Regions from separate parts of the Homo sapiens genome. Here regions 2 and 3 are each linked to region 1. A link is a contact called in ENCODE Hi-C or POLR2A ChIA-PET data. All regions are on one chromosome and are shown on one strand. The core of a region is the stretch at or near the end of the contact, and the rest is flanking DNA. Distances in the headings are between cores, read along the strand shown.

Region 1 (3,628 bases), core at 569-3,068:
CCTTTGAGACCCATCAGAAGGCTTGTCTCTTCTTGGAAGCTTCTCACCCCACTCCAGTGCTGCATCCCTAGTTTCTGTGCATCCCCTGCAACCTGTGCATCACTTTTTCAAACATCGCTCCTCAAGTAGCATTGTGCATGCTGTTTTCTTGCCTTTCTCACTCACACAAATGGGAGTTTCCTGGGGGCCCTTTGTCATCACCACCTGCCTGACTGGATACACTAACACTCAGCCTACCTGCCACCTACTTGGAACCTTACAGGTGTTTCTTTGATTAATTAATTAATTCATGTTTTCTCCTCTTCTGGTCAGTTCTTCCACTTTACCTGTGCTTGTTTGGATATGCAGAGCTCTAGCTGGCGAGAGTGTCCTTCTGGCTAGATTGTCTCACCAAAAAGAGAATGGGTTTTCCCCATCCGGGTGTCTCTTAATTTTTTCTTCCACTCGTGTTTGGACAAAATTATTTATTGACTGGAAGGACCACATGGCAACTCTTCATGGCTTTGAGGCCCCTTAATGAGTGTCCAAGGGAGATTCTCTCTCACTTCCAAGTTCATGGCAGACATTTACCTACCCAGTCAGCTTGAACTGAGCTCATAGAAGTTTTATTTCTGGCTTTTGCGGATCATTTTTTATGCTGTTCCTCTCACCTGAAGCTCCCTTTCTATCTCTCCCTAGTTGGATAATAGTACACATATTAAATGTGTACCTTGTACCAAGTATGCTGAGACCTGCTTATAACTAATTTTGCTTGATCTTCATGAATAGTGTTTTGAAATAGCATTTTTCTATCCCTGCAGATAGGAAAACTAGAAAACAAAGAATAAGTAACTTCCCCAAGCTCACATGACTTGTAAGTGGCAGAGCTGGGATTTGAACCCAAGCCCCTCTGAAGCTAAAGCCTGTAGAGTACATGCTCCCTTCCTCCACATCACACTGCCCCTGCTTGTTCACACTCAATGTGAGAATCCACTTCTCAAGTTTGTCTTGCTTATTCCAACCTGTTTTGCAATGAATCTCTTTCAACAGCTCTATAGTTCCTGGCACTCACTTGGCATCCATCATTTTCTATGTTGTCATGTTTGGTATCTTTTCATGTATGTAATGTGCATCTCTTCTTAGGAGTAAGACCAGAACTTTTCTGCTCTGCAGTTTTCTCCCTGTGAGGGATGGTGAAACTTGGTGGCTAAGAGCATGGTTTATACAGACAGACTTCTTAGGTTTATATTCTGGCTCTCCTCTGTACTTGCTGTATCAGCTAGGGCTGATGTCTTCACTTTTTTATGATTCCATTTCTACCTCTGTACAATAAGGCAAATATGAATACTTACCTCAGAGTGTTGTTGTGAAGATGGAATGAATTAATGGCCATAAAGCACTTACAGCTGTGTCTGGTACATAGTGACCACTCACTAATGGTCACTTATAATTCCTTCACAACCTGTAAGGGTCCTTTCCACCCAGGTGATGTCCCTATGTCTCAACTGAATGACTGGTTAGGGATATCTTTCCATGGGCTACTGTGGCTGCAGATAATTGCATTCTTATTTGAGAGTTATGTTAACTAGTGTGGGCTTTTATTTGCTTCTCTCTTTCTATCAATGAGTCCTGCTGCTTCAACCCTGGGTTAACTGAAATTTGAAACCTTTTTCTACTCAAATTCCTTTGATGCTGAAATTCCTCTGCGGTCACAGCTAAGCACTTTGTGTGGTAACCTTCTCTTCTGTCCTCAGGCCTGCTGAGATCATCTGCTCAGCAGCATGTCTGACACCTGTTGCCACCTCACCCAGCCACTTCCTTGGTGACCTGGCAATGCCCAGAGGGGCCCTGCCAGCTTGGAGCCCTGTGGCAATGCTGTTTGATTCAGCAAACTGATAGCCTTCTGACATCCTTTCTTCATTTTAGCAGCCAAATCACATGCACCTTAATATTTATCAATAGCTAAGCAACACCGGAAGGAAGTGAGACAGAGCCTCTGGGCTAGTCACTATCTCTGATTTTACAGAATGGTTAAGCCAGGTGTAAAATATCTCACAATAACATGCCCTGTTGTCCTGAGGATTCAATTCCACCGAGATATAATTACCATATGAGGAAGTGAGAAATAGGGTTTCTTTCTAATACACAGAAAATAGAAAATAAGATGCTTTTCTTGGCCACTGTTATCAGTTTCCTGTTAAGGTTCTGCTTTGTTTAAAACAGTCCTGTTTTGCTTAAAAACAAACTCTAAGGAATTTTTCTAAAACATGACTCAACCTAACTAGGTATATATACTGTACTTTAAAGTGAACATATTTGAAATAATTGTGAGTGACAAAGAGACGGAAAAACATAGATTTTGAAACTAGCATTATTCTAATGATTTTTATCCCAGTGGTTTATTTGGAAATGAATTTCCATTCACAACATCTTCATTTGTCTTCTAATTTTCATGCAATTTGAAAGGGTTAGTTTCCTTACCCACAGGATCATCCTGGTCAAATCTCAAAAGATTGGCTAGGGCATTCTGATTTTACAGGCAAATTTATATTTTGCCGTTTCAGGAAATAATTCCTTCATGGTTATCTTTTATAAAGAGCTTATTTGTATAATATATACACATAGTATATATCAAATAAAAGATCTGGTGTTATAAACATAAGAATAAGCAATTTCCCTTTTGTGATAGGAATATGAAATTCCTTCTGGTAGAGGACGTTTAAGAGCATGTCCAAAGAATGGCTAATCAATGAATTCTCTCATTTTGTAAGGAGACACTTAGATGCATTTCTGAAAAAAACAAAACAAAACAAAACAAAACAAAAAACACTTTGGGCTTTCTCTGTATTCTTCAAGCATTTCTAAACATTTATTGACATATGCAGTAGAGAAAAACTGGTATCAGGAGGAAGGCAGTAAGTAGCCAGCAGTCACAAGGTACAAAGAATAAAATGCATGCAAACATGTACAGTATTCACTTTCAGGAGTTAATCTACATTTTATTTAATTTTTTTTTTTTTTTTTGACAGCGTTTCACTCTTGTTGCCCAGGCTGGAGTGCAGTGGTGCGATCTCAGCTCACTGCAACATCTGCCTCCCGGGTTCAAGCAATTCTCCGGCCTCAGCCTCCCAAATAGCTGGGATTACAGGCATATGCCACCATGCCTGGCTAATTTTTTTGAATTTTTAGTAGAGACGGGTTTTTGCCATGTTGGTCAGGCTGGTCTCAAACTCCTGACCACAGGTGATCTGCCTGCCTCGGCTGCCCAAAGTGCTGGAATTACAGGCGTGAGCCACCATGCCTGGTCCCTTTTAAAATATTTTAACACTGAGACCATATTACTGATGTACTACTTCTTTCTAAAAGTAATTAGAATAAATGTACACCCTCTTCTTTAAACTTTGCATTTTTCAAATTTCCAAAAACAAAAACTAATTATAAGTAAATCCATAAGCAAAACGCTGTTAATTACCACTTCCAAAATCTGGAAGCGGTGACTTGCTTTACTAAGACAAGAAACTTTAGACAGGTGAATACTTTTAACAAGGAACACACTTAACTTTGTCTAATTGAGCAAATTACAAATCAGAGCTAGTAGCTTGTTAATTATAAGAATATCTCCATTACTTGAATACGTGTACTAGTCATG
Region 2 (3,822 bases), core at 385-2,884, 2.9 Mb after region 1:
AGTGAGAGGACAGGAAATGGTCCATTGAGAAACTGGTGACCAAAAAATGCTGAAATTCTTCTTTAACCTCAGTTCCAGTCAATTCACATTGGAAACCGCAGTGCTTTTAAATTGCGCATTCCTAATTCTCTGATTTCTCACCCCTGTGGCTTGTTTTAGGGTCTCTAGGTGTATATTCAGTCAGCTGAACCACTCGAAGGGCCTGGTCACACCTGTGTCTTACCTTTGTGCCTCCATTTCTACAAGTACAAAGACATGGAGGAAACAGAAATTTTGCTACCTCCTTTCAGTGTTAAGTTTGAGATATCCTGATAAAAACCTTCAAAAAAGGGACTGAATGTTATTATTATTTTTTAAAGTAAAGACAAGAGGTTTATGTCCTACAGTTCTGGAGTCTGGGAAGTCCAAGGTTGAGGGTCCTGCATCTCTGAATGTGAATTTTTAACAAATGTGTTGGGGCTGGAGGGTTGGGGTGAGTTGGAATGGGGACAGAGCTCTTGAAAGATGCTTATTAAATCTGCAGTCCTTTCTAACAGACTTTTACAGGTAGGAACGCTTTCTTTGAGAAAGATGCACAGAGCTTGTCCTCTTCCCTTGAAAGCCATGGGCAATGAATGATAAAGTAGTTAGTCATCACAGAGCACTGGTGACTTAACTGCTCAAATCAATAAATATTCCCATTTCCATTGACTCATTTAATGGGAAAAGAAGGTCACATGTCAAGAAAGAGGGAGGGGATGGAAGAAAGGAGAGAATGAGTGAGACAGGAATTTTGAAATGTATTAGAACGTGTTTTTTTCTAACATTTTAGTATGAAGATTCCCAAATTACAGGAAAGTTGAAGGAATTAAACAGGGTATACCCATTTACTCACAACTTGGATCCTGCAATTAATATTTTGCTATAATTGCTTTATTACCTCTATTGATCCTCTCAAGAGTAGCAGTCTGTGAGTTTTGATGAAGGCTTACTTGTGTGACCCAGTCCTAACCGGATATAAAATATAACCTTCATCTCAGAAAATTCTTTCTTGCCCCTTCCCAGGTAATCCCTGCTCCTACCTCACAGCCAGAGGCAACCACTATTCTAATTTTTAAAACTGTAGATTAGTTTTGCCTATTTTTGAATTCCATGTTAATAATACCATACAGTATGAGCTCTTTTGTATGTGAAGCTTCTTTCATTTACCATAATATTTTTGAGATACAGTCAGGTTGCTGTGTGTAGCCATTTATTTTTTAAACCACAATAATCTCTATTCATTTTTAGAGAGTCTCAGGTTAAGAGTTTCTTCTAAAAGCAACAGGAAAAATAAGCTGTTGTTTTTTTTTTTTTTTTAAGATAGGGGAGAGAGAGTTGAAAGGAACCTGAGTGAAAGGTACTTTGGCCTCTTAATTTTCATGATAAAGAAGTTGAGGCCCCGTCATTGCTCTGGGGCACGCAGACTGAGCTGAAACTGGAACCCAGGTCTCCTGATTCACGGCTTGAAAGGGTTAGGAAGGCAGCTGAGTAGGGTGGTTGTTTGAGCTGAAGCCATGTGAGAATAGAGAGTTTCGACAGAGCTTTGCTTTAGAGGATGTGAAACTACAGTAACCTCATGTGACAAAAAATCCTCCGAGGCCTTGGTATGGAGCCAGAGGAGGAAGTTTGACATGGCCTCTGGTTACCAGCTCCACCTCTGAACCCACTGGCCCAGGATGACTTATGGTGAGCTCTCTGATTTGCAATAAAACTAGACATGGGACAGAGAAAGCTTTTCTGCACCATGCACAAGGCAGGACAATGCTAAAGGAGGGGGGGGAAAAAAAAACAAGAAAGACACCTTCAGCCACATGGCCTTCCCATAGCAGGGGACCCAGAGCTGAAAATAAAACACCCAGGGAGGAAGGGATGCTGTGGTTACAGACAGAGCCTTTGTCTCCCAAGTGCATGTTCCAATTCAGCCCAGGATGACAATGACCTGGAGGTTCCTGCCTGCCAGCTGTTGGCTGGCCTTTGTGAAAGTCCCCGAGCTCCAGGCCAATGCTTAGCGGGCAGGTATCCATATCGTGAAGCCAATTGGCACTGCTGGTACCTTTGTTGATGATGTGAGCACAGCCACTGGGAACCAAGGCTGCTGGTGCACTCTTGCTACCAGCTGGCAGGTGCAAACCCATGGGCAGGTGCCCTGGGGAGAGACGGTTCATGCTGCCATGGTAACCGATAAAAAAAAGGAGGTTTCTTCAAGGTCAGTTTGCCCTTTTTTCTGCTAGAGGATATTGTGAGGAAGAAATGAATTTGTGGCAGCCCTGACTTGTGTGTAAATGTGTCCTTCATCTGTTTTGAATTGACACTTCTAATTGGATCTAATATTAGTGTCACCCACTGGGCAAATCTGGGTATTGGTGGGTCTCCTGGGCTATGTCATTGTGGACAAAGATCAAGTCACCAGAGAAGTCCCAGAAGAGACGTTCCAGTGTAAACCAAGCAGGATTGAACAAAGAATTCCAAAAGTGATTTTGAAAAGGCTGACAGTCAGGTTGGACAGGTTCTTCGGGCTATTCCAGGATGTGAAATTAATGCGGACTGTCTGAGGCGTGTCACCCTAGATGTCCTTTAGCCAAACTGTCCTAGGTGCAAGGAAGAAGGGACCCTTGTCAGCTTGCTTGGTGCCTCACGAGTTTGTCACAATGCATTCATTGTAAAGAAGCAAGCTTTCCTTATCATCATTGTCCTTCTCTCTGTAAACCTTCTGCTCATGCCTTTACCTTGGGCAAATACATTTTCTGGCTTTGATTTAAAAGTTCAGCTTCTTGATATTAATATTTCTGCGCTTCATTCTGATAAAAGTTGTTCTGACTCAGGTCATTGGCTTGGGTGTCAGTAATTTTCCCATTTAGCCTCTCTTGTGTGTTTTTCATATTCTGAGATTTCTGTTGGCAGAAATAACAGCATTGTATTAATTAATTAATTAGTAGCATTGTGTTATTGCAGGGGCTTCATGAACCCCTGGGAGAATTTTACTCTGTTCTGCTTACTGGGATGCTACCAAAATTATTTAGTACCCTGACAATCAGAAATATCATTTTTTTGGATAAACTCTAAGCAACTTGCCTGCAAGTATAACCATGGAGGTTGGCCTCAGCTTCCCAATGTACAAAATGAAAAGATTAGATTAAATGATGTCTTCAGGTACTTGCCAGCTGGTTTTCTAAGATGTTTGATTTTAACATAAAAAGAAAACCTGTGAATATATTCAACAAATAACAAATGGAATTTACAAAGCTCTGCACTGGATCCTTGTATGCAGTAAATATTTATAATTCATCTACCAAGTCTGGGTGCTGGGGCTATGGAAGCGGATACAGCATCATTTTCTATTCTGAAGGATCTCATAGCCTAATGAGGGAGGGGTCACAAGAAAAAAATTCTTCTCAAAATTGGCAGGAGTTTGAAGACAAAATTCTGCTTGGGAAAAGAACTTACCTTTTGGTTTGGAAGAGCTTCTAAACTGACATGTTTAATGTAGAAAGATAAGTCTTTTTCCCTGAGCCCCCTCAACTGGCAGGGCCATAACTAAGGTGATATTGAGTGAGGCACTTGCCTGGGATACAAAAAAAAAAAAAGGGGTCGAGGGGGATGTCAAAAAACTTCGTGGTTAAGATAAACTGCACTATAAAGTAGTCTTTTAAAAATCAAAATTAATGAAAACAAAATCCCTGATGAACAAAGGATGAAAATTTAAAATAAAGAGAGGATCTGATCCTGCATGTGTATATACCCTTTCCTCACTTTCCTCCCCCTAATCTTGGCCCTGGTTCTATTAAAATTTTATACAACTTG
Region 3 (4,069 bases), core at 1,262-3,761, 3.0 Mb after region 1:
GAGACTCAGGTGCACCAGACTGCTGGGTTCTATTTCTCTGGACACTGCCCTTTTTCTTTCTTGGTCTCCTTGGAGATGCTCCTCATCAAGGTATGTGTAGCAGGATGATGTTGTAAATATTATTCCTATTTTTATATAGAAATTTTAGGGGTAAAAATCCAAATATAAGGTCCAAATGTATGGTTTGAAAAGCCAACATCGCCGATTTTTGTCGATTAAAATCCCATGTGACATTAAGGTCAAGCTTTAAAGTCACCGCCTCCAGGAAGTCTTCCTTGATTATCCCAAATAGAAGTGATGTCTCATCCTGTGGACTTCCTGGTACTCTACAGGGCACCATTCTTGGGGCATAGAGCATGTCTGCTTTGTATGGTTGTTATTTGGGTCTATGTCTTCTTATCTTCTCAGCTCTAGTGAAAGTTTAATGAGTAGAGGCGCTATGTACCATATGGCATTGTAATGATCAAAGTGTTTTGTACATAGGAAATGCTTTCGGAAAAAAATTGCTAACAGAATGGCAGCTGAAAATCAATTTCTTGGCCAGGTACAGTGGCTCAAGCCTGTAGTCTCAGCAATTTGGGAGGCTGAAGCAGGAGGATTGCTTGAGCCCAGGAGTTCGAGACCAGCCTGGGCAACATGATGAAACCCCATCTCTACAACAAATACAAAAATTAGCAAAATTAATTGAGCATGGTAGTATGCACTTACAGTCCCAGCTACTCAGGAGGCTGAAGTGGGAGGATTCCTGGAGCCTGGGAGGCAGAGGTTGCAGTGAGCTGAGATCACACCACTGAGCTTCACACCACTGCGCTTCAGCCTGGGCAACAGAGCAAGACAGTGTCTCAAAAAAAAAAAAAAAAAAAGAAAGACAATTAACTTTTAGTAAAAGCCTTCTTTTTTCATGATCATTTGAATGCCTACCATATTTATTTATATTTAGAATATTGTTGTTATATTTTATTATTGAGGAGCTAAAACAAGCATTGAAAAGACAGGGCTTGGTACCTGTTATGGAGTGAATTGTATCTTCCCCCTCCAAATTCATGTATCCTAATCTCTGATACCGCAGAATGTGACTGCATTTGAAGAGAGTCTTTAAAGAGGTAATTATTGTTAAATGGGGTCACTGGAATTATCCCGCTAGGATTACCAACGTGACTGGTGTCTTCATAAGAAGAGAGTAGGACATAGACATGTACAGAGGGAAGAGCATGTGGAGACCCAGGGAGGAGGCGATGGCCACCTACAAGCCAAGGAGAGAGGCCTCAGAAGTAGCCCACTCCTTGATCTTGGCCTTCTAGCCTCCAGAATCGTGAGACAATAAACTCCTGTTGCTAGCCTCCCAGACTGTGATACTGTGTTATGGCAGCCCTGGCAAACTAATAGAGTACCTATGATTTTGTTTATTGTGTGGGATAATCAAGGAACTGAGCCCTTTATTAAAGACTTTAAATATGCCTCTACAGTATAATGTGAGATAGGAAATCTGGATTCAAATCCTGGTCCTGCTACTTGCTCACTGTGCAATCTCAGACAAGTCACTTAACCTCACTGAACTTTGATTTTCTCAGTTGTACACATGTGGAAAATGCTATATTTAACTTGTGGGGTTGTGGAAATAACTAAAAAAACAGCATAGAGGTGCCCTCTTCCCTCACCCTCCTGTGGTGGATACTCACAGAATGGAGGGAAGGACCCTGGTGTCCTGTTTCCCAGCTGAGCACATGGAATTCTCTGGTTGCAACTTGAACAGCAACCTGAGAGATGAAACGTGAGCTAGCCCAGCACCCCACAGTTTGAGGCAGGGCGATATGGGTGCTTGCTTCCGAGCGAGGGCATCTCTGGTCCTGGATGTCCATTTGTGAGTTTACAGGCAGGGCAATTTGCCCATTCCCCAGTCATTTTCACAGCAGCTGGTGTCATAAATTACCACAATCACAAGTCCTCTCAAAGCGGGGCATTCCTGACATGGAATGAAGACCTACAGCCCCAGAGCATCTGATGAGATTGGATTTGTCAATAAGGGCAGTAGCCAGGCCCACGGGTGTTTGAGTACAAACTCTGGGGTCAGCAGCTGGGGCCACACCTTGGGAAGCTGCCCACTTTACTTAGGTTGTTTGCAGTAAAGTAGCTTCCGCAGTGGTTCTGAGGAGGAGGCTCCCGGCGCTCTCCCTAGGCGACATTCTGCTCCATGCCTGGATCTGGGCGTCCCACCCTCTCCCTGGGGTGCTGACAGTCAGAAACCCAGGCGTGTCAGGAAGAGCTCAGAGTTGGGCAAGCTCTGAGAACCATTTCAGCTCAGTGAAAGAGGCCGGTTAAGTTTTTGGTTTCAGAGGAGATACTTTCAGGGGGGTGAGAGGAAAGGGAAGAGGCCAAGATGCAAGGTCTGGCTGCCATTGGTCAGGGTCAGCCTGGGCTGTGGTGTTAAGGGGGTTTCAGCAGCCACTGTTGTTTCTGTTGCTCTGGCAACCAGAGGAGAAATACACAACGCCCAGTGCAGGTGCACAAGTGTTGAGTGCAGGCCCATTTCCTCCAATCGGCCCCAGCCAGCCCAGAGGCAGCGACCTAGGGGCTCCTCCCAGGATGGCTAGCTGAAAGTTTTGGTGTGTGGAGGCTGAAATGTGGAAACTAAATTTGAAGGGCGTTGACTACAGGGGCTGTGGGCAGCACCTGGTGGCACCCTCCCTCTCACGCAGGAAAGCCGGGCCTGGGGCTTGGATGGGTCAACTGGATCTCCTGCCTGTCCCTAGTTGGTTTTCCTGCTTCCGGTGGCTGCAGCCCCAGCAGCTACATCCTGGATCCTATTGAGGAAGCTTGGTGCTAGGTCAGACCCGTGACTTGCAGCTCCACCCTGGAGCTCTGGTGCGAAGCTGTGGCTGCCTGGGAGGGTGTGAGGGTTCCCTTATTCTGGTGCCTCCCTTTGCTGAGCTTGCAGCGACCCCCGACCCCCAAGCCACTCTGCTAGGCTCTCCCTCTGTAAAGGTCTCTGATTAACAGCCCTGGGGACTGGTAGACACAGGTTCAGATCTCCGTCCCTGACTGATTGAACTTCTTTGAGATTCTGGTTTCCTTACCCATGAAGTGGAAGTAGTCAAACCCATCTCAAAGATTTGTGAGGAAGAAGTTTCTGTGAAAATACCTAAGGCAGCACCTGACACATAGTAGGTGCTAAATAAATGGGGTCTTTGCCTCTTGCGTAAGAGCCAGAATTCAAGAGGCCTTGATTTCTGATGCATTTGCACTCTCTAAGCTGACAGCTGGGCCTATTCCCTTGCCAGGAGTTTCAGGACCAAGGCCATCCCGCAAGCCCAGTCCATCAGCACTTCCTGAAGCTCTCTCTTCTCAGTATATCCAGAAACTCTCCACTCCCACCTCTCTCACTGCTACCTTATCCCAGCTCCATCACCTCTTACCTGGATTACTGCAGCTGCCTCCAAACTAGGCTCCCTGCTTCTGTCCCTGACTGCTCAAACTCTTCCTACTCAGCAGGCATCCTGCTATGCCAGTAGTCATCAGATGGTGCCTCTCCTCTGTTCAGAGCTTGCCAGAGTCTGCCTTTCTCATTCTGGGCCCCGCTTCTATTACCTCATTTCCCACCGCTTCCCTTTACTCTTTCTACTCCTGGCCTCTTTGCTGCTTCTTCAAAGTAAGAAGCATGCTCCCAAACAGGACATTTGCACGTGCTTTTTCCTCTCCCTGGGTGTCCACTCTGATGTCCTTATGGCTCATGCTCGCTTCCTTCAGCTTTCCACTCAGCCTTCCCCTTCTGAGCAAGGGCCTCCCTGACCACCCATCTAAAACATCACCCTCAATCCCCATCACTTCCTACCTCCCTGCTTGCTTTTTCTTCATATCCCCTATCATAACCTGAAATATACATTTATGTGTTTATTTTTGTCTTACTCTACCAAATGTAGGATTACCAACATTTCCTATCAAAGTGCAGGAAATGCGGTTTCTTCCTGTTGAGTCTTCACTGCCTAGCCAGTCTTCACCTGGCTCTTTCTTCCTGTTGAGTCTTCACTGCCTAGAACAGTGCTTGGCATACAGTAAACACTAAATGAATTTA

The links. Hi-C counts contacts between places; a loop is a spot of excess contacts on that map. ChIA-PET counts read pairs that join two places held with the same protein, here RNA polymerase II (POLR2A). Pooled maps may share reads with other maps.
Region 2: a loop to region 1 is called in a map with no recorded cell type, with 17 times the contacts of the local background. The contact joins two enhancer-like sites. A Hi-C loop is called at or near these places in 3 of 37 single-sample maps with no recorded cell type and 3 of 50 pooled maps.
Region 3: a loop to region 1 is called in a map with no recorded cell type, with 13 times the contacts of the local background. The contact joins two enhancer-like sites. A Hi-C loop is called at or near these places in 1 of 37 single-sample maps with no recorded cell type and 1 of 50 pooled maps. POLR2A ChIA-PET finds 5 or more read pairs at or near these places in 1 of 52 experiments (A673).

The regions. Positions count from the first base shown.
Region 1 is chr5:59,561,306-59,564,933 of GRCh38, reverse strand. The region is part of intron 1 of PDE4D (phosphodiesterase 4D); the gene reads left to right. It overlaps LOC107986347 (a long non-coding RNA gene), which reads left to right. Exons shown (of 2, transcript XR_001742409.2): 1 at 1-3,628. Among named protein-coding and RNA genes, the nearest start is that of MIR582, 140 kb to the left of the region's middle. RefSeq lists an enhancer at 1,386-2,036. Within about 2 kb of position 1,818, at least 11 of the 41 ENCODE cell types and tissues checked have a DNase peak (open chromatin) inside an H3K27ac peak, as active enhancers do.
Region 2 is chr5:56,667,968-56,671,789 of GRCh38, reverse strand. No RefSeq gene overlaps it. Among named protein-coding and RNA genes, the nearest start is that of C5orf67, 64 kb to the right of the region's middle. RefSeq lists an enhancer at 1,295-1,344 and a silencer at 1,294-1,588. Within about 2 kb of position 1,634, at least 15 of the 41 ENCODE cell types and tissues checked have a DNase peak (open chromatin) inside an H3K27ac peak, as active enhancers do.
Region 3 is chr5:56,587,498-56,591,566 of GRCh38, reverse strand. The region is part of intron 1 of C5orf67 (chromosome 5 putative open reading frame 67); the gene reads left to right. Among named protein-coding and RNA genes, the nearest start is that of C5orf67, 17 kb to the left of the region's middle. RefSeq lists enhancers at 2,298-2,557, 2,688-2,767. Within about 2 kb of position 2,511, at least 18 of the 41 ENCODE cell types and tissues checked have a DNase peak (open chromatin) inside an H3K27ac peak, as active enhancers do.